Linked DNA regions of Mus musculus: all the other regions are linked to region 3. The links are chromatin loops, found by intact Hi-C in ENCODE. Cell type or tissue: heart. All regions are shown on one strand. Each heading gives the region's core, and the rest is flanking DNA. Links, peaks and the distances in the headings are about the cores only.

Evidence for each region. Peaks named below come from ENCODE experiments on the same cell type or tissue, not always from the same donor. Only the 100,000 strongest peaks of a DNase experiment are listed, where the experiment ranks them.
Region 1: it touches region 3 in a loop (2.0-fold over the local background); 1 of 42 quality-filtered maps calls a loop at or near these places.
Region 2: it touches region 3 in a loop (3-fold over the local background); 1 of 42 quality-filtered maps calls a loop at or near these places.

The regions. Positions count from the first base shown.
Region 1 is chr4:86,647,689-86,655,288 of GRCm38, forward strand. It overlaps a transcript of Plin2 not described here. Among named protein-coding and RNA genes, the nearest start is that of Plin2, 19 kb to the right of the region's middle. In heart, for the core only: CTCF peaks have their summits at 2,197 (motif pointing right), 4,383 (motif pointing right) and 5,493 (motif pointing left); no DNase peak of the experiment used is centred there.
Region 2 is chr4:86,744,690-86,752,289 of GRCm38, forward strand. It overlaps Dennd4c (DENN/MADD domain containing 4C), which reads left to right and starts at 3,866. Exons shown (of 32, transcript NM_184088.1): 1 at 3,866-4,223. Gm6521 (predicted gene 6521) reads right to left here and starts at 4,715. Exons shown (of 1, transcript NR_168733.1): 1 at 2,836-4,715. In heart, for the core only: CTCF peaks have their summits at 3,697 and 3,904; DNase peaks (open chromatin) are centred at 3,802 and 4,092; H3K4me3 peaks cover 2,423 bases; H3K27ac peaks cover 1,898 bases.
Region 3 is chr4:86,570,833-86,578,432 of GRCm38, forward strand. It overlaps Rraga (Ras-related GTP binding A), which reads left to right and starts at 4,841. Exons shown (of 1, transcript NM_178376.3): 1 at 4,841-6,453. The coding sequence starts at 5,087. The coding sequence ends at 6,028. In heart, for the core only: a CTCF peak has its summit at 3,638 (motif pointing right); a DNase peak (open chromatin) is centred at 4,839; H3K4me3 peaks cover 1,950 bases; H3K27ac peaks cover 1,746 bases.

The DNA of each region.
Region 1 (7,600 bases), core at 1,326-6,325, 77 kb after region 3:
GAGGCTTTATTATCAGCTAGCTGAGGATGAACTCCTTTCGCTGTGCAGGGCAGGGGAGTTCGACCCTGAGTGGTAGCAGTAGGGGGCTTTTTAAGGAAAAGTGAGGAATTGGGAGGAGTTGGGAGAAGAGTTGGGAGGAGTTGGGAGGAGAGTTGGCTGCAGCTCCTCTCTGGCGAGCGGTGGGGGGGGGGGTGAGCTGTAGCTCCTCTCCAGCGTCTATCTCCCTGTCCTTGGCACAGGGAGCCAAGCAAGTGCCTGGCTAGGTCTTCCTACAATTATCACATCTATGGTTGAAAGGCACAGAAACAAAAAAGGCTTTTTGCTAGCTATAAAGAACAAAGAGCTTCTTTCTGGCTGTATCCCCAGAGATGGGGAAAACAAGCTTGGGGGAATGTTTTAGGGGCTTTACCTTTCAGGGAGAAATGCTCTAAGTCGGGGTCTCACAGTTTGAAAGAGTCAAACTCAGACCATCAGGCTGGGCAGGAAGCACTTTTACCCATTAAGCCAACTCACAGGTCTACAGCCCAATATTATTATAAAGGCATTTCAGCAATTAAACATTAAAGAATTCTATAAAATGACACAGGATGCATAACAAGATCTCTTACGAAAGTTCACATCATTTACAACTAAGATCAAGCAGCCAAATAGTAGATGAATGTTCACCAAAGACACAGGAATAAAACAGAGGCAACCATTTAAAAAAAAAAGATATATATTACATTTTCAATAAAATAGTGTCTTTCCTTGTGTTAGTTGGGTGGTCTTTTGCCTTAAGAGGACAGGGCTGTGAGTGTGTGGTCATTGGGTTCAATCATCCGCTTCCAACGGAATAATATCAGGAACTTCGTCAGTGTCAGATGTCGAGTCAGCAGCAGGGAAGTCAAGCATCTGTAAGAGAAGAAGCTCAGATGTTACCACATACGCCCTCTTCTTGGCGATGACTGCGGTCAAAAGAACAGGCAGTTAGGACGTGAACGTCAGATCCAAAGCAGCTCCTCACGCCTCCACCCTTGAGTGCTGAGAACATAGACAGTGCCGCCACCACACGGAAACCTCCCTTTCCCAGTTCACCGCTAGAGCAGACTCTGTAAAATACTTTCTTGTGTGCCAGGGGCTCAACTCTCATCCCAGCACTCTGGACGCAGAAGCAGACAGATCTCTGTAAGTTCAGTCCAGCCTTGCTACTACATAGTGGGACACTCTCAAAAACTAGAGAGAGAGAGAGAGAGAGAGAGAGAGAGAGAGAGAGAGAGAGAGAGAGAGAGAAAGAGAGAGAGCATTTTGAGTTATTATTCTTTTTAAATAATAATGTTTTAATTTTGTAGGACTTGTCTAGGAACTGAAATAGCAATTTCTTTTCTAATTTTGATATACAACACTCAGGAGGCAGAGGCCAAGACAATGGTAAGCTTAAAGCCAGATTGGGCTACATAGAGAGAACCTGCCTCAAATAAAACTTTAAAATAGTCATCTCAAGGGGCCAGGGGTGTAGCTCATTGGTAAGCTTGTGTTTAGTGAGCTCAAAGGCCCTGGGTTCCACCTTCAACACACAGGGAGGTAAAAAGGGAGCTGTGAAATACAGTAGTGTAGACTGGATGGCTCCAGCCAAAAAGAAAATATTAGGGGAAAGCAAATGTTCTAACAGCCAAATCAACTAACAGCAACAACAACAAAAACTACCCCCAAATAAAAGGGCAGAAATGAAGAAATGGATCAAGGAGCTACTGTTTTACCCTGTGGCATAAACAGACAAGATATTTTACATGACTGAGAAAAGTCTCTGTAGTGAATGATGGTGAGAGTTGGACTACATTGTGAACATATTTAGTGTTGCTGAGTTACATATCAAAATCATGGCTTGAATGAGGCATGTATGTGGCTCCCATCTGTAATCTCAGCATGTAGGAAGTGGAGCTAGAAGATCAGGAGTTGAAGATCAGCCTCAGTTACACAGCAAGTTCAAAGCCAGTCAAGATCTGAAAAACTAAAAAGCAAGCCGGCCAGAGTTACATTGAATCATAACAGAGAGAGATACTTAGCAAACTCCTGTCTCAGAATGATCAAAATATAAATGTTTGTGTGGCATGAGGGTGTGGGTATACATGTGCCCACACTTGAGCCCAAAGGTTGATTTTTTTTAAAGATTTATTTATTTATTTTATATAAGCACAGTGTAGCTGTCTTCAGACACACCAGAAGAGGGCATCAGATCCCATTACAGATGGTTGTGAGCCACCATGTGGTTGCTGGCATTTGAACTCAGGACTTCTGGAAGAGCAGTCAGTGCTCTTAACCACTGAGCCATCTCTCCAGCCACCAAAGGTTGATTTAATGTGTCTTCCTCAAACACTCTTCACCTATTTTTTGAGGCAGAATCTCCCACTGAGCTTAGATGGCCTTGACTCCACTAGGCTGGCTGGCCATGTGTCCCCGGGTTCTGCTTATTCTGCTGGGTTTCAGACCACACCCCAGCTCCAGGTTTAAATATGGAGTGGTCCAAATTCAGCAGCACTTGACCACTTGGGAAGCAAGCACTTTACCAACTCAGCCATCTCCCCATCCCCAGCACAGTAAATGTGGTGCTTGCTCTATTTTATTCCCTAACAATGTGGGGGAAATGAGGGGCGTGGAAACCAGGAAAGTCTTCACTTAATCACCAGGCCCTCTTCTATTTGTGTCCTTCACTGGACTTTTCCCTAAGAACCCAGGAGCCGAAGATCTGTGCATCTGAGGTACAGTTCTCACTAATGTATCCCTTACGTTTCCCTTGATACAGTATTTTGCATTGTAGCTCTTCAGCAGAGTTCACTTTGCAAAGGTTTTATCAACCTGAGAACCACAGAGCTCAGCAGTGTTACAGAAATTGATTCAGAGCATCAGCAGAAAAGCCAACCCTCATGGTAGCCTTTTGTAGGCTCAAAGATACACTTGCTTAGCTTCTTCCCTGAGCTATTGTTAGTGAACGTATATTTTAACATCTACCAAACCATTTGCATTAATACCCATTCCTTTATATTTTTCCCTTTTACTAAATCTATGTCATAACATAATATTTGTGTACATGCGGTTTTTTTGTGACTCCATAGCCAAGATTAGAATAGCCTCAAACTTGTGGCAGGTTCTCCTGCCTCAGCCTTAAAAATCTTTGGATTGCAGGCATGAGTCACCATGCCTGGTGCACTATATTTGCTTTTACTAAATTATAAGATAGAGCATGAAACTGTAACACAAAAGAGAGAAACAGGAGTTTTCTAGTTGCCAAACAAGAAAGCCAGCTGTGGTTTTCTCCTGCCAGAGAGTTAAGTGTTAGAATGGGAACTCTATATATTATCTGTATCTGTATCATCTGTATCTGTATCTGTATCTGTATCTGTATCTGTATCTGTATCTGTATCTGTATCTGTATCTGTATCTGTATCTGTATCATCTGTATCTGTATCTGTATCTGTATCTGTATCTGTATCTGTATCTCTGTCTCTGTCTCTGTCTCTGTCTCTGTCTCTGTCTCTGTATCTGCACTTTGACATCAGTAAGACATTGGACCAAGTCCCCACTATACTCCTTAGTTCTTTTCAACCTCTTTCTTCATTGAAGTATCCAACTTACCAGGTGAAGAATAAAGATGGTGTGCACTCACTTGTGAAAGGGCATCAATGAACACTAGTGACCTACATACCAATCCTTTGGAGAATGTTGGAGGTTCCACTTGCAGAGCTCTAATCCTTAAAACCAACAACCCATCCACCTTCACCAACACCACCCCCTCTACTAACCCACACACATGCACCACGCCCCCCATCCACCCACATTCACTTACTTAAGGCCTTAGGATGGTTTAGGAGGGCCATATGAACAACTCACCTTCCATATAACCCCATTAATTCAGTGTGCAAGTTCCTTTACACTATTAGGCTGTCTCCATAGTCAACCTGTGTGCTATGAAGGAAATGGGAGAGGGAAGGGGCAGCTAAAAGTAGCCATGGTCTACCATGTTTGGTGAGTTTAAGTTCTAAGTTGGTGATCTTGCCCACCACCTTTTCAGGGCTTTGGGCAATGCTTCACACTCATTTCCCAGAATTAGAAAATAAATACTTGTTTTGTTGGCATGAACAAGCAGTTACATACTGCTAAAGCAGGCCTGTAAGAAGTGTTTTGCTGAAAAGATGACTATCAGGTGAGGATGGAGGGTGGAGTCAGTATGGCCTGCACAGTGCGGCACCAATGAGGTAGCCATAGACCCTCCCCAAGGACAGAAAGCCAGCTGTTCTTTCTGTCATGAAAACTAGAATATCCTGAGCCAGAGATACCACGGTTTTTTTTGTTGTTGTTGTTTGTTTGTTTGTTTTTTGTTTTCAGGCTATTCATCACGCAACCCCTAGGGGGCACCATTCACACGCTACATATCATGAATTCACACAGTATGGCAAATTTCCACAAGATGCCACTAAACACTTTCAGGTCTTTTTTGATTGGCCCTGGGTCCCGGATAATGTAAGAGGCAACTACAGGAATAGAAAGGCTATCCGTAGGGATTTAAACTGCTGGTAAATGTGCACTCGCAGTGCCGACTGTGAGCCTGAGAATGTGCTTGCATCCCAGAGGGCCTGGAGCATCTAGGTCAGTTTCCTTTGCTTTCCTATACTGAACAGTTAGAAACAGCCGAATGGGCTGTTCCGAATGGGCCACACCAAGCTGCCCGCACTCACTTGCCCTCAGTGGGATGCTCTGGGGAGCAATGCAGTGGTTTGCTCTTGACTTAACGAGTCCGAGGAAGTTAGCATTCTCAGAATAGGTGCAGGTTATAACGATTGTTATTATCTATTGTCAGCCACCTAATCAATGTCCACACCTCTGCATCTGATTCACCTAACCAATGTCCACTCCTCTGTATCTGATTCATTTGAGCATTTTGTTTTGCTCTGTTCTTCCCTATGCTAGGCACCGAAGCCATGATCTTGCACATATCAGACAAACACATTATCACTAAAGCTGCCTCTCCAGCTCCAAAGATCCCTCTTGATTCCCCATACTGCTCTGTGTCAACAGCCCATCTTTGATTTTTTTTAAAAAATTTTTATTTTATTTTATTTTTTGAAACTAAGTCTCATAATGTCAAATAATCTGGCCTTCAACTCATCTTCTAGACCAGGCCTGCTCTGATCTGCTGGGACTAAGATATGCACCATTAGGTCCTGTGTCAAGGAACTTCTAAAAATAAAATATTTTATAAAGCCTACACTAAGGGTCTTGTTTTTAGTAAAGGATTATAGATAAGTCTGTTACCTATATACATACTATAAACTCACTCTATGTTTTGTTTCAGATTAATCTTCCTATTTGCTTCCTAATTCCTTCGGCTTTCTAAAGGGCTGGAGAGATGGCTCAGTGGTTAAGAGCACTGGCGGCTCTTCCATAGGTCCTGAGTTCAATTCCTAGCAACTACATGGTAGCTCACAACCATCTGTAATGGGGTCTAATGCCCTCTTCTGGTGCGTCTGAAGACAGCTACAGTGCACTCACATACATAAAATAAATAAATATTTAAAAAGCATCAAAAACAAAAACATAATTTAAATGGTAACCATTTTCTGATCAACTTTTATCAAAATTGACATCATTGATATTTACACATAGGCCATGTAAGCTTGTCATCCTTCTGTCAAATGTCAATTAACACAGTCCATCACTTTTCTCACCTTTAACTTCTAGGAGCTGTTAGACATTTTCTTCCCCACTTACAGGAAATACCACCTAAGTCAGTATTTTCTTTCACTTTGATCAATTTGTTGCTCTGGGGTTCCTATACCTTCCTAGGCTAAAGTGTTATACATAGCAAGTTAGTTTTGTAATAAAGACAATTTAACAATTAGTATCCTGGGGGCTGGAAAGATGGCTCAGTGGTTAAGGGCACTGACTGCTCTTCCAAAGGTCCTGAGTTCAATTCCCAGCAACTACATGGTGGCTCAAAGCCATCTGTAATGAGATCTGATGCCCTCTTTTGGTCTGAAGACAGCTACAGTGTATTCATATACAAATAAAATAAATCTTAAAAAAAAAAAAAAAGAAAGAAAGAATTAGTATCCTTGACAGGCAGTGGTAGCACATGTCTTTAATCCCAGCATTTAGGAGGCAATCAGATCTCTGCATTTAAGGCCAGTCTGGTCTACAAAGTGAGTTCCAGGATAGTTTGATCTCTAAAAAATGAGAAAACTAAGACTAATGGACAGCACTTCACAACCTCTTGAGTTTGTTTCTTTGTTTGCCTGCTGGCTGGCTGACTGACTGGATGGATGAGATAATTTAGCCTCCTCTTTCATAGCACCCAGAAACACCAGCTCAGGGATGACACCATCCAGTGAGCTGGGCCAGATGGATGGATGGATGGATGGATGGATGGAAGGATGGATGGATGGACGGACAGACAGACGGATGGATGGATGACTGACTGACTGACTGACTGACTGACTGACTGACTGACTGACTGACCTGCTGGCAGGCTCACCACACCAGAGCTTACACAGTTATTATTTACTAACCTACCATGGTAAGTAAGAAACCATGTTAGGAAATCCATTAAAACTAATTTTCTGTCAGATTATGCCACAAAGAAGCTGCAATATTTGAAGACACCAAACATCTAAAAGACAATGAGAAGCATGCTTGTATAAGTTCTCTAAACAAAGACACAGACAGGCAAAACTGAGATCAGTGTTCACAGGTCGTGACAGGCAGCAGGGGCTTCATCTAAAACAGACTTGCATTGTTGTCTGGTTTTATTGTTGTTTTGTGTGTCCTTGGCTGCCAGTTGTTTTGTATACCAGGCTGACCTTGAACTCAGAGATCTGTCTGCCTCTGCTTCTCAAGTGCAGGAACTAAAGGCATACACACCTCTAGTCTGTATTCTGTTGCTAAGGAAGAAATGTCAAACCTGTCTCCTCTTCATAATCAATTTAATTAGCACTGAAACTCTTGTAATGGAGAAACACAAGAGGAGACTTTCAGAATTGAGTAGGCAGCATTGTGACGCATGCCTATAATCTCAGTCCTCAGGAGACTGAAGGCAGCCAGAGCTGTGTAGCAAGACCAGTCTCCACAAGAAAAAGCATGTATGTACTTATTGCATGTGAATGCTCCAAGCCAGGTGTAGTACCAAGAGTCCCTCTACTCTGAAGGCTCGTCAGGAGGATTGCTTGAGTCCAAGAGTTAGGCCAGCTTGGGTGACACAGTAAGTCCCCATCTCAAAGGCAAAAAACAAAGGGCCAGTGAGATGGCTCAGAGAGTCCAGGCACTTGCTGCCAACCCTGACGAACTGAGTTTGAGGGGGGAAACCACATGTTTAGGAGAAAATGGATTCCCACATGTTTAGGAGAAAATGGATTCCCACAAATTGTTCTCTGCTCCACACCCATAATGGTCCTCATATGCCTACTATTAACATTTTTATACCCTCAAATACAAATATTTCCATCAATTCAAATAAACTCCCCACATACATTTGAGGCGCAGAATGGAAGGATAATTACAGAATTGAACTAAGAAAAAAAAAAATGAAGAAGCAGAGACCCATGAATACTGTACCTTTCCTGAAACCAGGAAA
Region 2 (7,600 bases), core at 1,326-6,325, 170 kb after region 3:
CCATGCCTGGCCTGTACGTATGCTCGTATCTATAAGTTAAATAAAACTCTAATGCTCTAATGATTATAACAGCTATATGTTGATTGGGCTCTCCAGTTCTCTTCCAGCTTTTTAGAAAAATAACTTGTTTTTTTTTTTTTTTTGGTAAGGATTTATTCATTTTATATTATATATGTGTGTTTCTGATCATTTGTATGTACACCGTGTTTGTGCAGATGATTGCAGAGGCCAGAAGAGGGCATTGTGTCTCCCAGAACTGGAGTCTCAGGTTCTCTGTAAGAATAAGTATTCTTAATCTTGGGCCCGTGTGTTCATCACCTATTTATTTTTTTTAATTGAACATTAAATTTTGTCTTTATTCTTTAGAATTTCATTCATGTACACAATGAGAAATGATCCTATGTATTCCCACCCAAACATATGTTTATTCTATTAGGTCCAGTTAGTGCTGCCCACATGGCCATGGGTGAGGGACAATCCACTGGAAGTGGACTCTGGCACTGGACTCTGGCAAGTGGCTAGGTCTCCAAAAAAGGACTCTTTTCTCCCGAGCAACTATTAACTGCAAATAGTTCCTCAGGAAGGATAGCCAAACCATTCTATATTAAACGTCAAAGTGAATTTACTTATCCTGGATGTGCATGTGCAAGAGTGATCAAGGACATGCAAAATAAAGGATGGCTGGCTCAGATGAAAAGTTAAACTTGCAAGTTTACTCTAGGAGATATTGGGAAGGAAACAGAGATGAAAAAATTATGGTAAAACTTTAGGATGATGAAAACAGTAAGAAAAAATTTAAAAAATTACAGATTTTCTCAAATCTTGTAATCCATCATGTGGAAAAAAATAACTTCTTTGAATTTCCTTTCTTTCTCTCTTTCTTTCTTTGTCTCTCTCTCTTTCTGTCTTTCCTTCCTTCTTTCTTCTTTCTCTTATAAGTAGGAAAAGGTTTTGGCATTTCTGTCTTAGTTAGGGTCACTGTAAGTGGCCAAAAGCAATTCGGAAAGGAGAGGGTTTATTTGGCTTACACGTCCACACCACTGTGCATTGTTGGAAGAAGTCAGAAGAGGAACTCAAGAAGGTCTAGAAGCTGGAGGCAGGAGCTGATGTAGAAGCCTTAAGGAATGGCTTGCTCCCCAGGGTTTGCTCAACCTGTGTCCTGGCTAGTTTTATGTCAACTTGACACAAGCTAGAGTCATTGTAGAAGAGGGAGCCTCAGTTGAGAAAAGCCAGCACACTGACTTTACTGCTTTTAAAGGGTCTCATAGTTTTAATTTTTATTTATATGAATGGTGGTATGCCTGTGGGTGAATATGTACATGTATGTATGGGTAACACTGGAGGCCTGAAAAGGCTGTGTCTTAGTCAGAGTTTTACTGCTGTTAGCAGACACGGTGACCAAGGCAACTCTCACAAGGACAACATTTAATTGGGGCTGGCTTACAGGTTCAGAGGGTCAGTCCATTATCATCAAGGCAGGAGCATGGCAACATCCAGGCAGGTATGGTACAGGAGGAGCTGAGAGTTCTACATCTTCATCTGAAGGCTGATAAGAGAAGACTGGCTCCCATGTGGTTAGGAGGAGGGTCTTAAAGCCACATCCACACTTCCTCTAACAAGGCCAACCCTCCAAATAGTGCCACTCCCTGGGGCAAGCATTTTCAAAGTACCACAGGTAAGTCATCTCTCTAGCATCTGACCTTCTGATTTACAAGTCCCAGAGAATGGGGGATGGGGAGAAGGGGAGGCCCTTTCAGTGCCTGAGGGCTAGTGATATGCAGCCATCAGAGGGACAGATCCAACCTAGGGTCTCACTCTAGCCGAATAAGTTCTCTCCTATTAAGTTAAACCCATAGCTCCGATTAAACATTTTGGAAGCCTTGGTGAGGAAGTAGAAGAAGTCCACAAGTTGGTTGGACAGTGGTGGCGCACACCTTTAATCCCAGCGCTTGGGAGGCAGAGGCAGGTGGGTTTCTGAGTTCGAGGCCAGCCTGGTCTACAGAGTGAGTTTCAAGACAGCCAGGGCTATATAGAGAAACCCTGTCTCGAAAAAAACCAAACCAACCAACCAAACAAACAAACAAACAAAAAAAGAAGTCCACAAGCTAGGTTTTCAAATATGAATGTGTCCCTTAACGTTTCTGCTGGCTGGACTGTTAGGATGCTTCCAGGGCCCTAGATCAACTCCTAACTATTGTTAATGGAACCATATTTATATCACTGTTTCTTCTTGAATCAATTCTGACTGCGAATGTGGTTAGGAAAATGGTGTCTGCTATAGAAGTCAAAAGCCAAAACTTTTCAAACCTGCAGTTAACTTCAGAAATAGACAACCAGGCACATATCAACCAGACTTAACATTATTACACTTGTTAGCAAAAACCGTGAGCAAATGAAAGAGAAACTCTCAGCAAAGTGACCACTATGAACACGGGAGTTCACCCGCTACGCACACATATTTAAAATAATTTAATGAACTTTTTGTTTTTCGAGACAAGGTTTTTTTTTTTCTGTATAGATAGCCCTGGCTGTCTTGGAACTCACTCTGTAGACCAGGCTGGCCTCGAACTCAGAAAATGCCTGCCTCTGCCTCCCAAGTGCTGAGATTAAAGGAATGCGCCACCACTGCTCGGCTTAATGAAATTTTTAACAGCATACAAAGAAAAGGGTTTCACTAAGACATGCTCAAAAACATCAGTCACTTTTGTTCTACTCCCCCCCCCCCCAGCCACCCCTGCCGCCTAATCTGTCTTTTGCCAAGAGGAAAAAAGTTGTAACTTATTTTAAGCTATTTGTTCCTTGAAAAATTGATACCCTAAAAAAATTGTCACCAAGTGGTAGCACAAGTCTTTAATTCCAGCAATGGAGGGTGAGTGTTTAAGGCCAGCCTGATTTACAAATAAGACTTGCAGGAAATGCCAGGGCTAAATAGTGAGACCCTACACACCACCTTACCTTCTGCCAAACAAACAAAACAAATTAAAATATTTTGTCAAAATTTCATTACAGTGAAGACTCTCCAATTCCGTCCTTCAGTACCTGCAGAACTGAAAATTGGGTGCTAAAGAGATTATTATTTCAGAGTACTTGCTGCTCTCTTTAGGACCAGAGTCAAATCCTCAGCACTCTGTCCTGAGGCTCACAACCATCAGCTTCAGAATGTTTACCTCGAGATCTAGGTTACCTTTGAGAGGCAGCAAATTACGATTATCTAAACTAAAGAGTTACTCGTTTGGCGTTATCAAAATCTGGATAGAAGTAGAGAAAGACAACGCAGCTAAGGTCTCTCAGAGGTCTTTGGATGGCTTAGAGAAGGGCAGCCCTCCAGTGTCACTCAGACTTTGGGGTCACACAATTATGGGTGGAACTTCCAGCCTCTACTAAAGAGAAACTGCAAGTCTCTCTAGGCTTTTTTTTTTCTTTCATTGACCTTGAGCTATTCTAAGTCACTTTCTCATTCTCTGAAAACCTGAGCCTGGAGAGGCGGTAGTCACCTGCCACAGGCAACCGCAACAAAACAAAACAAAACAAAACAAAACAAAACAAAACAAAACAAAACAAAACAAAACAAAACAAAACACCGCAGAACAAACAGAAAGGTTACAACTAGCGCCAGGAGAGCTGGAGGACTCTCGCTTCGGCGTCGGGATTCTAAGGAGCGCCCCGAGGTCCGCCAGAATTCTGCCAGGAGGAGGGCGCTCGCGGGGCGGGGCACAAGCGCAGAGGCGTGGCCTGAGCCTGAGGCTTGGTAGGAGTCTGGGGGCGTGGGTCAACCTCTGGGTGGAGCCCAACCACAGGGGCGTGGCTCTAGCGGGGCGGGTCCGACCTCGGACCCCACCCCCCGCGTCCTTTCTACCGCCCCCGCAGAAGGAAAGGGAGAGGGACGGAGGGAGGGAAAGTGGTGTTCTGTGGAAAAGAGCGGAAGGAAGGGAAGGCAAAAAAGAATAGGGAACAGAAACATGGCGGTCTGTGGTCCGGACAGTCTCGCCCCGGGCAGTGCCTAGACGTCGGTCCTCCCGCAGCGCCCGCGGCCCGCGAGCCCTTCGGTCGGCAGTTGCCCTCGCTGCAGGCTGTCCCCTGGAGACCCGGCCGCGCGGAGGCGCAGGCGCAGAGGGGCCCCGGAGTCCCGGCCCTGCCAGCGGAGGGTGCCCAGGCCGCGTAGCCGGCGCTTTCTCACCCCAGGAAGCTCCGGTGTCGGACAGTCGCCGACTGGGCCGGCGCAGGTGAGTCCGCACCGCTGCCCTGCCCGATTCCTCCCGCTCCGCCAGGCCGCTCAGGTAGCGTGCGGGACCGCGCGGGAGGAGGGGAGCGGCCGGCTGGCCTAGTCGCTGAGTGAGTGGGCGGGAGGTCCCCGGAGCCCGCGGGCTGCCGTTCGGAGAGGCTGCGGCCGGAGGGCCTCGAGAGGATCGACTCGGTGCAGGGACCGGGCCTGGCCTCTGCCGCCGGGGTGAGGCGGGAACCAGGCTCTCCGGCCCTGGCCCGGCCGGCGGGGTGCTGAGCGGTGGCAGCTGGGGTGGAGCGTAAGGATCCGTGGACGCTGCGGAGGTGGAGGTACCGGGGTGCAGGCAGGTGCCGCAGGTGAATCCAGGGCATTTCCTCCTCTGCCGGACCGTGGCTGATGTTTAGGGCTGCTTTGTTGGGGATAACTTATAGGAAGGCTCCATTCAGCTCTGGAGTGACTAAACTCAAATAAAGCCAACTAATGAGCCCCTAAGTGCTGACTCTTGTAAGAGCCGTAACTTTAAAGCATTGGAGATGCTGTCACCTCTTCCCCCTCCCCTTTTTGTGATTCGTAGGCCGTTTCCCTCCCGAAGAATGTGCTTGGAGAGAACAAATAAGGAATGACCCAGTTTTTAAAATGCCGCCCCCCCAACCCCCGCTCCCCTTCAAATTTCGTTGGTTTCACACGGGAAAATTTAAGGCAGTTACTGTAGTTACTTGAGCAAATGTGAGAGAAGGCGTCATTCCTGCCTACTGAGAGCACAACTTGCTGTGCGATTTTGTCTAGAGAGGTCATGCACTGTAGTCTGAGCAGTTGACGTACTTAGGCTACTTAATTGTGTGCAAACTCGAGTCCCTAGAAATAGGTCTTGCCGTCTTATCTCCATGCTTCCAAGAAGCAAGCTAGAAAAGATCCTTAGGTGTAGTGTCCTGTTGGCCAGGTTTTCAGTAAACATTTCATTTGATTTGATAACCATGTAAATATACTAAACTACCTCGAATCTAGAACTCATTATGTGACTTTTTTGTTAAAAAAAATTTGCAAAAGGAAAACTTTTTATCATAGTCATTATAACCATAAAACCCACTATATTTTCTGCTTTGCTCTCAATATTAATGTTAAAAAGTTAGCAAACTGCCTTCTTGATAAGACTGGGAACTTAGAAATCTCAGACATAATCTTAGATTTGTGCTCATGAATATGACCTGCCTCTTACTGGATTGCTCTTTTAGTTAGTGGCAATAGGTTTTCTGCTATTCAGTCCACTCCTTTGACCATTTACTATTTATAAAGAAATGGATTGAGATTAAGGGGTCTAATCCTCTTTATTACCGGTCTTGGAGAAGTGATCCCATGTCATTTGATTTTTGGCCAGTAGTACCTTGCTTGGAGTATAATTGTTTGTTTATTTGAATAATAGAAAAGATGTGTCAGAAATGTTGATGTTTTGTATTTTAATAATTTACTCCTGTGTAATTTGTAAACGAGTGCATTCTGGTGGGAATAAACACAGCGTTTGTAGTATAAACTTGAGCTTGTAGCTGAAGAAATTTGTGGAAAAGTTGTGGGTGGAGACTATTCTTAAAAACAAATGTTTTAAAGTACAAGGAACTGCCGCGTTGTGTGGGCTGTGACAGTTGAGGATGGCAGGTTTGGATGGTTATTTGGGCAAGAGCTCTGTCTAAGGAAACACATACTGCATCGTAGGAACCGGCAGTTTGTAACTTTTGCATGGTAAGTAATGACAAGGCACTTTTGCTTTTTTGTGTACCTGCCAGTTTAGACTGAAGCATCTCATATTTTCATTGGTGTTCCCTGCTAAGACAAATACCACATTGGTTTCGCTGCTCACTTTGAAAGCTACATTTTTGCCTTGTTCTTGAACCTTAGCTACAGGTTGTAAAGGGAAAAAGAAAGCAGCTGCGTCAGTGGCAGTTGTCGCCCTCATCCGACTGCTCTGATCTGAAAACAGAGTGTCTGTTATAACTTGAACTTCTAGTAGAAAATGCTTGCAGAAAATTTAGGACACAAGTTTTCATAACGCATGAATTAAAATGTTACCTTTTTAAGGACTGTGCTGCACAAGCCATGCCTTCTTTCAGATGGTCTGTGTTATAGATTTGTATCAGTGGGATGCCTTGGTCGAATGGGAAGTTTCTTTAGCAGTTAAACTTTGGGAAGCCAGGTGTGGTGCTGCATTCTTGAAATCCCCCCAGCACTTGGAAGGTGGAGGCAGGATGACTGTGTAGAAGTGAGGCCAGCCTTTCTACCCAGCATTCCATGACAGCTTGGGTTAAGTGGTGACACTGTGTTTAGAAGAAACAACAGAGCACCACAAAAGACAATTGAAAATCAGGGAGGAATGCCCTGTATGATAGCCTAGGAAAAGAGGTCTTTTAGCATCATGGTATAAGGAATTCCAAGTTTACTTTATTATTATTATTTAAGATTTATAATAGTATTTGTGGGAAGAAGGCCTTGAATTTTCTGAAATCCTCCTGCTTTTGCCTTAGTGTGGGACTAAAGGCATGCCTACTTTTTTGGGGAGAGGGCATTGAGGGGATGTATAAAGTCCTGGTATATAGTTTAGGCAAGCCTATGCTTGCTGTTGTCGTAAATGCTGGGAGAGGTAAATGCCTAGGTAACCTTGAACTTAACCACACAGCTGAGGATGACCTTAAACTCTTCTGCCTCCTATTCCCAAATGCAGGGCTTGCAGGTCGTCCTCACTGTGGTCTGCTCAGACTTTCATTTTCCCTCCAGTTGCTCTTATATCTCTTTTTTCTTTTTTTCCCATGTACATTCATAGTATTTGCTAAGAAAGCTGGAGATACTTTCTCCTTTCAAGTTGGATGACTTTTATCTGTCCCTGTTTCGCTGCTGCTGCTTGCATTACTGCTGTGGAGGAAAGGCAGTGCAATTCTCATTCATAACTTTTGTGCTTTACTATGATGTTTTTAGTTAAACCCAGAGCCTTATACATAATGAACATTGTCTCGACTGCTAAGTCATACCTCCAGCTCACATATGTAGTTTAGACATTTGGTGGCCCTGCACTAAAAGGGAGAACAGTAAGTGGGATCATATAGCTGGGCACGAACGCACATGCCCGTAACCCCAGTATTTAGAAGATGGCAACAGGAGGATCAAGACTAGCTGGAGCTTAGGGTAAGGTTGAGGCCAGCCTAGCTAGTCAAGATCCTGCCTCAGAAAACAAAGTAAGGGCCAGTGAGACAGCTGAGCATGTAAGGCACTTGTTACCAACCCTAATGACCTGAATTTGATCCGTAGACCCCACATGGTAGGAGCAAAGCGACACCTGCAAGTTGTCTTTCGATCTACATACATGCACTATACCATTAGACAAATGAAAACAAA
Region 3 (7,600 bases), core at 1,086-6,085:
CCTGTGTCAAGTTGACACACAAAACCAGCCAGTACAAATGATTATCATGGTTAAGATGGCTTTCCCCTTTCCTTAGTCCTCAGTTAGCTAGGCTTACAATTCTGTTATACTGGTCTATATTAGTTAGATTAGCCATGAAGCAATACATTGAACCTTGGCCTCTATTACAGTCACATTTTTTTTCTTTAAAAAAATAAAGGGGATGGTATATTGGAGGCATGGGGGCTATTGTGCTCACAGATTAGCAATAGGGGAACCAGGAGTGTTAAACACACAGGGTTGTTCATTCAAAGAAAGGAATGTAAAAACCTGTTATCAGCCCAGAAGGCCAGGAGCAGGTGTGGTTAACAGTCGGGTGAGCTTTGGGGTAGCTATGCAGTCAAGGCCACATCCGATCCTCCTCCTGGAACTTATCAGGAGCTTGTCAATCTATACAACCTATCTTTATGGAAAGTGTCAGTTAGAGTGAATCTGTAGAATTCATCTTTATTGAAGATGTCACATGTTGCTTCCAGAGTTCCAATGTAGTCATGTTGAACACTTTATTGTTCACTCAGGAGTAGGTTATCACCAGGAAAGTTTACAAGAAAATTTTCAGTCCTTCAAAATGCCTACAATGAGCTATTCAGGGTCTGATTCCCAAAGTCTGAACAAATACCGGCTACACAGCAATGTTGAAGGAAACCACCTCTCGCACCCCACCAGTTATTACTCTGCTAGCCATGGTGGTTACAGCGATACCCCAAAAGATGGAACTCAAAATAGTGACTGTATGCATGTTCCAAGACGCAAACAAACAGCTGTGTGAAATAAGAAAGATAATGGGTATGAAAGGAATTCAACAGAGGGAGAAAGGTTGAAGAAAAACTGATCTCAAATCTGGAAGTGAAAAAGCATAATAGATCAAATAAACTCTGTGGAAAGAATCAGCAAGAATGGACGGGGGATGGGGAGGACAGAATATCTTGAAGACAAGATGGAGAAAGCAGAACAAAATCTAACAAAGACAAAGAAAAAAAATAAGAAGACTCCAATGGCAATTCCAATATACATATGACATTTGGAAAAGGCCAAATTTGTTAGATTATCAGCATTGAAGAAACAGAAGAATCTCATTCTAGAGACATGAAAAGTGTTTTCAAGGGAACCAAGCAGGAAAAAAAAAATCCCAGATTTAGGAAAGGAGATGCCAGTCCAGACACACAAGGCATTTACAACACCACACAGACAGATCAGAAAAGAGACTCCTCTCACCATATGACAACTAAACTACTTGGGACTGGGAGTTCAGGAGTTATCAGTTGTAGCTGGCCTTCTGGTTATTTTAGTGGGATCTTTTTCTTACCATCTTTCTTTACCCCAATCCCTTCCAACCCCCCAACTAGAAAACAAAAATCCTCACTACAATTAGTATTCCTCATTCCTCTAGAGGAGTCAAGTTTGGTTTCCAGCACCTAGCTAAGGTGGCTCTCCACTGCCTGTAACCTTGGTTCAGAATTCAGTGCCTTCTCTGATGCACAAGTGGTGTACACTCACACAGATGGACAGGCAGACACACACACACACACACACACACACACACACACACATCTGACAAAATTAAAACACTAAATGTTCAGAACAAAGGCTATTGAACTTTCAGATCTGTGCTTACTTGGGAGTACATGTCAAACTCAGGAAGCTAAAAAGGGCCATGTAGGGGTGAGGGCTCTTCATGGGTGAGGGTATATAGAATACATACAATAGGAAAATAGAGGGGGGAGAATACTGGAGGCTAAAACTTTAAGCAGTGATTGGGTCGGGGTACAGCATGAGGGAGGAGTTTGTTAACCAAAACAAAGGATCTAAGGAAAGCATTTATGAAGACCCACTATGTGTAGGCTAATTAAAATGTGCGTGTAACTTTAAACACAGGTACCCAGCATGGGTAGTCAAAACTTCCCCCAGAAGATGTGTGTTATTAAACAAAAACTCAGTTCCAGACCTGGGATCAGGGTCAGAAAGGCCCCAGAGGCTCCCCAAACAACACTGGTGATTGCGGTTGCTCTTGGTTACTGACCATAACTAGATAGTAAGACACTATTGCTCGAGACAGAATATATTTTGGTTGCAGAGCATAAAGACATCAAACTAGGGGCAGGGGAGGGGGCATCGAGCTGGAACAGACCTAAAGCCTTCCTCCCTGCTGGCGAGTTTTCGTGTGCCAGAGGGTACTAACTAAGCAGACTGCAGGGGAAGTCGTCAGTGATACTACCCAGTGGTGAACCCTGAAGGCTATAACACCAACCTGCCATGCCCACTGGTACAATAGCAACACAAAGGTTATGAGGTAACCAACTGCTTTTGCATTGGATCTGAAGCCTGTTGCAAAGGAGAGAATTCATGTCTGGTACTGTAAACTTGAGGAACCTACAAGTTATCTTGCTAAATGGGCATGCCCAACTCCCTTCTAAATATTTATGTTTACATATAGATTAGTTCTGTCCTCAGCCTCAACCAGAGCAGATTCTCTGTAGTGGGCAGCAATTAGTGCAGAGACTCATAACTGGTCAAAGAACTGAGAGTGACTACTGAATGGCCAGCCCTAAGTAAGACATCTATTTCAACATACATGCACGTGCACATGCACACGCACACACACTAACTAAATAATGCATAAAAGGGAGCAATGGCTTGTAAATGTATCTTTTCTACTCCTATTGTCATCCCCAAGGCTTACTGTCTCTGTCTGCTAACCTAGGCCAGGTCCTAGAAGCTTCTAGCTTCCATACAATCTAATCTAGGGCTAGAATGTTTCCTGCCTGTGAGACTTACTGCTGAATAAGCTCACCTTTTCCTGTTCTGATCTCTGGCTGGCTGGTCAACTCAGCTGTTCTGGCTCAAACTCCTCTCCAAACTGACTGATTCAATCTGGCTTCTCTCTCTCGGCCTTTTCTTAATTGCTCTGCTTGGCCTCATACTGATTTTGGCAATCTGTTCTAATCTTCTGACTCCTTCTCAGTCTCTGGCTCCTCTGCCTTCCCCTGTGTTTAGCTTGCTCTCTCTTTTCAACCTTTTCTCTTTGTAACTGTCCTGGTAGATTCTCTCTTTCTCTCTCTCTCTCTCTCTCTCTCTCTCTGTGTGTGTGTGTGTGTGTGTGTGTGTGCTGCTATTGGTTATGTAACCTCTTTCCCCTCTCCTCTTGAGAGCTGGGTGTAGCCTATTCTGTCAAATCTTTCTCTGATTTGTTACTTTGTCTGCCACTCAATTAGACATAACTTTCAAACAAGGTGCTTTCTTCTACAAACTAACTTTACCTTCACTGTTTGGGATTAAAAGTGTGTTCTAAGGGCATATCTGTATTCTAACCAGAGGAATTAAAGGTGTGTGCTATGACTGAGCCACATCACAACTAGAAATCGTTTTTTTGTTTTTGTTTGTCTTTTAGTAAACAATACACTCTCAGGGTTCAGTGTGATCAAATATCCTGCAACAATGATTACTTTTAAATTGTCTTTTTTTATGTATATGAGTACACTGTAGCTACACAGATGCTTGTGAGCCTTCATGTGGTTGTTAGGAATTGAATTCTGGACCTCTGCTCACTCCAGCCCAGAGATTTATTATTATAGATAAGTACACTGTTGCTGTCTTCAGACACACCAGAAGAGGGCATCAGATCTCATTACGGGGTGGTTGTGAGCCACTATGTGGTTACTGGGATTAGAACTCAGGACCTTCAGAAGAGCAGTCAGTGCTCTTACCCGCTTAGCCATCTTGCCAGCCCACTTTTGAATTTTCTTGCATATTGTAAACATTATTTATGTAAATTCATATTTTGCCTGTGTGTCTATGCATCATATGCATGCAGTGCCCACAGAGGTTGAAAGAAGGCATCATCCCCTGGACTGAAGTTACAGTTTCAAGGAGTCACAGTGGTGCTGGGAAGCAAACCCAGGTTCTCTGGAAGAGCAGTGTGTGTGTGTGTGTGTGTGTGTGTGTGTGCACCATATCTGTGCGGGAGACCATGGCTTAAATGATAAGCTATGTCTCTAGCCCCAACATCCAATTTTTGAATGAATAAGTGAGAAAATGTCTTCATTGGTACAGTGTAGTATACAACCTGGAAAGGGCTTTACAATAAGGATGCAGTGTCCTAATTTAGGAATATGACGTGCCCTGGTAATTCTACTGACTCAGCCTCAACTTACTGGATGACACTGCTTATCTCTTCTTAAAGGCTTGAGGCCATGTGGCCTATGGCTAAGTGAGCAGACCTTCTAAGGCACTCAGACTCGTTAACCCCCTCAGGTTTGAAAACAGTTGTTCACACGGTAACCGTGAGGACGAAGCTATTGCATGGTGTTCCATATTACCCTCTACTCGAGTTTTGGATTCTAATTACACATTCTCAAGCTGAGGTAAAAAGAACAAGGAATCAGGATGTCTCCCTGGTAAGGAACTGCCTAGCCCTGGGCAATTAGTTTTTCGAAATCTCTTTCTGCTGGTTTTCATTTGTCATCCCCGCTCCTCTACCTGCCTGATTGTCAAGCCTACAGCACTATTATCTCTCTGAGGTGATAATGGCAGTGGGCGTGTGAGGACTTTTGGCCACGCGGGGGCAGCATTCTCCCTCCCAGGTTCACTCGACCCCTTCTGCAAAGACCCAGGGCAACCCAAGCAGAACAAAACCCCAGCGTGGGCTCGCCCTTTCATTTTAACTCGCTGTGCGCTAGATTGCAATGGAAGAAGCAGTTTCTTAGAATTCCAAGGGTCTCAAAGGAGTAGCCGACGTTCTCGCGATGTCGCCACCGGAAGTGGGTGGCGGCAGGCCCTCGGAGTTCTCGCGAGATGCCGGCGGGAAGTGGGTGGCGGCCGGGCCGAAGCTGATCACATCACTGGTCTGCTCTCGCTAGCTCGGAGCGGCTGTGGCCATTGCCTCGGGCGCTGTTTTCTGAGACCTCGCCTCGCCGCGGTCTTTCCTGCCCCCAGCTCGCGTGCACGGCCTCCGCTGCCGGTCGGTGCTCGGTGTCCCGCCGTCCCCATCCTTGGTCGGTCCGCCGTTAGGCCGTGCCTCAGGCCCAGTCCGTGGCGACGCCGGCAGGTGATGCCCAATACAGCCATGAAGAAAAAGGTGCTGTTGATGGGAAAGAGCGGGTCGGGGAAGACCAGCATGAGGTCGATCATCTTTGCAAATTATATTGCGCGCGACACTAGGCGCCTGGGTGCCACCATCGACGTGGAGCACTCCCACGTCCGATTCTTGGGGAACCTGGTGCTGAACCTGTGGGACTGTGGCGGCCAGGACACCTTTATGGAAAATTACTTCACCAGCCAGCGGGACAACATCTTCCGTAATGTGGAGGTTCTGATATACGTGTTTGACGTAGAGAGCCGCGAACTGGAAAAAGATATGCATTATTACCAATCGTGTCTGGAAGCCATCCTCCAGAATTCACCTGACGCCAAAATCTTCTGCCTGGTGCACAAAATGGATCTGGTTCAGGAAGATCAACGTGACCTGATTTTTAAAGAGCGAGAGGAAGACCTGAGGCGTTTGTCTCGCCCGCTGGAGTGCGCTTGTTTTCGAACGTCCATCTGGGATGAGACGCTCTACAAAGCCTGGTCCAGCATCGTCTATCAGCTGATCCCCAACGTTCAGCAGCTGGAGATGAACCTAAGGAATTTTGCCCAGATTATTGAGGCTGATGAAGTTCTGCTGTTCGAGAGAGCTACGTTCTTGGTGATTTCCCACTACCAGTGCAAAGAGCAGCGAGATGTGCACCGCTTTGAGAAGATCAGCAACATCATCAAGCAGTTTAAGCTGAGCTGCAGTAAATTGGCCGCTTCTTTCCAGAGCATGGAAGTGAGGAATTCTAACTTCGCTGCCTTCATCGACATCTTTACATCAAACACGTACGTGATGGTGGTCATGTCAGATCCATCCATCCCTTCTGCAGCTACTCTGATCAACATTCGTAATGCCAGGAAACACTTTGAGAAGCTAGAAAGAGTAGATGGGCCCAAGCACAGCCTCCTCATGCGTTGAAATAATGCCAAATGCTCTTTAGTAAAATGCTGAATTACGGTGTTTTTTTTTTTTTTGCATCATTTGTCTTTAATATTCATAATGTCATGTGCTTAAAAGTGAGCTTGAAACGTGTGCTTACTATCTCATCTCTTCCCTAGTCTTAGTATTGGACGCTATTTACTCAGCTATCAAGTAGAGATCTTCAAGACGGCCTTTATGAAAAGTTAGTGTGGTGTTAACACTAAAGTAGGTGGGGTGTGGGTGGGTGTGTGTGTATGTGTGTGTGTTCTGGTTACCTGGTTATAATAGAGTATTAAAGCAGTTATCTTCTGTATTATCAGATCACAAAGGTGGAATGTTACTATTTTATCAGCAAGATATTAAAATGTATTTCTAAATCCTCCTTGGTTTCAATCATGAATAAACTTATTAGCAATTTAAAATGTTGTTTGAAATAATTTGCAGGTACTTTATAGATTCTGATTATCCTCAAGTATCATTTAGCTGGCAAATTGGCAATGCTTGGTAGCAGATGTAGTAGTGGTAAAGACTCAAGGGGCTGGAATAGTGACTCTGGTTAACAGCACTATCTGCTTTTCCAGATACCTGGGTTTAATTCCTAGCATCCACATGACAGTTCACAACCATGTGTAATTCCAGTCCTAGGGAATCCAACACCCTCTGGCCTCTACAAACACCAGGCACACAGCTGGTGCAAGCAGAACATCCATCCACATTTAAAAAGTTTAAAACTAATTCAAGGACTAGATATTTATATAATGTAGCTCAACTGGTATATAGCTTGCCACGAATTCACAAGATCTGGGATCCACCACCAGAGGCACATAAAAGCCTGGTGCTAGTGGTGCATGCCTGTAATCCCAGGTGAAGGCAGTATTGGGTGTTTTAAGGTTGTTGGGATGTTTAGCCAGAGATACATGAGACCCCAGTCCCAACAAGTTCTTATGCTAGGGACATAGCTCAGTGCTAGAATGCTTGTCTAGAACTTCCTGGGGTGAAATCCCAGTGCTGATCTTTTACTTTGAAGTCAGGCAAGACGTGATTTCACTATGCCTGCTCTCCTTTTGTGGCTACAGTAAGACCACTACATTAAGATCAAAATGGTCAACAAAGCAAGCATCAAGATTATGCCATTCCTCCAAACACTGCATGTGACATCTGGCAAAGTTTGAGCCCATTAAATGCCAGGTATTAAGTACTTGGCATGCAAGTATTTTAATCTAGCCTCATAACCTGATGGATGGTGATGTCTATCATTAAAACATGAGGAGGCTGGCATGACTGGTGAGACACTTTAGATCTGACCAGACCCTTTGTGCCTCCATCACACCCCTTTACCTCGGCATTTGCTCCTTCCCTGTAATCCCAGTAGTCAGGTGGCTATGTAAGATGATTACCATAAATTTAAGGACAACCTAGGCTATACTATACTAAGGTCTTGCTTCAAAAAAATAAAAACTACCATTTTAGGTATAGACTATTTCTACATGTAATTCCAAATTTACAAACTTTAGAAACAAAGGCTGCAAAATTGGTGTTTTGACATTTGTATTTATCTGGAAATTGCAT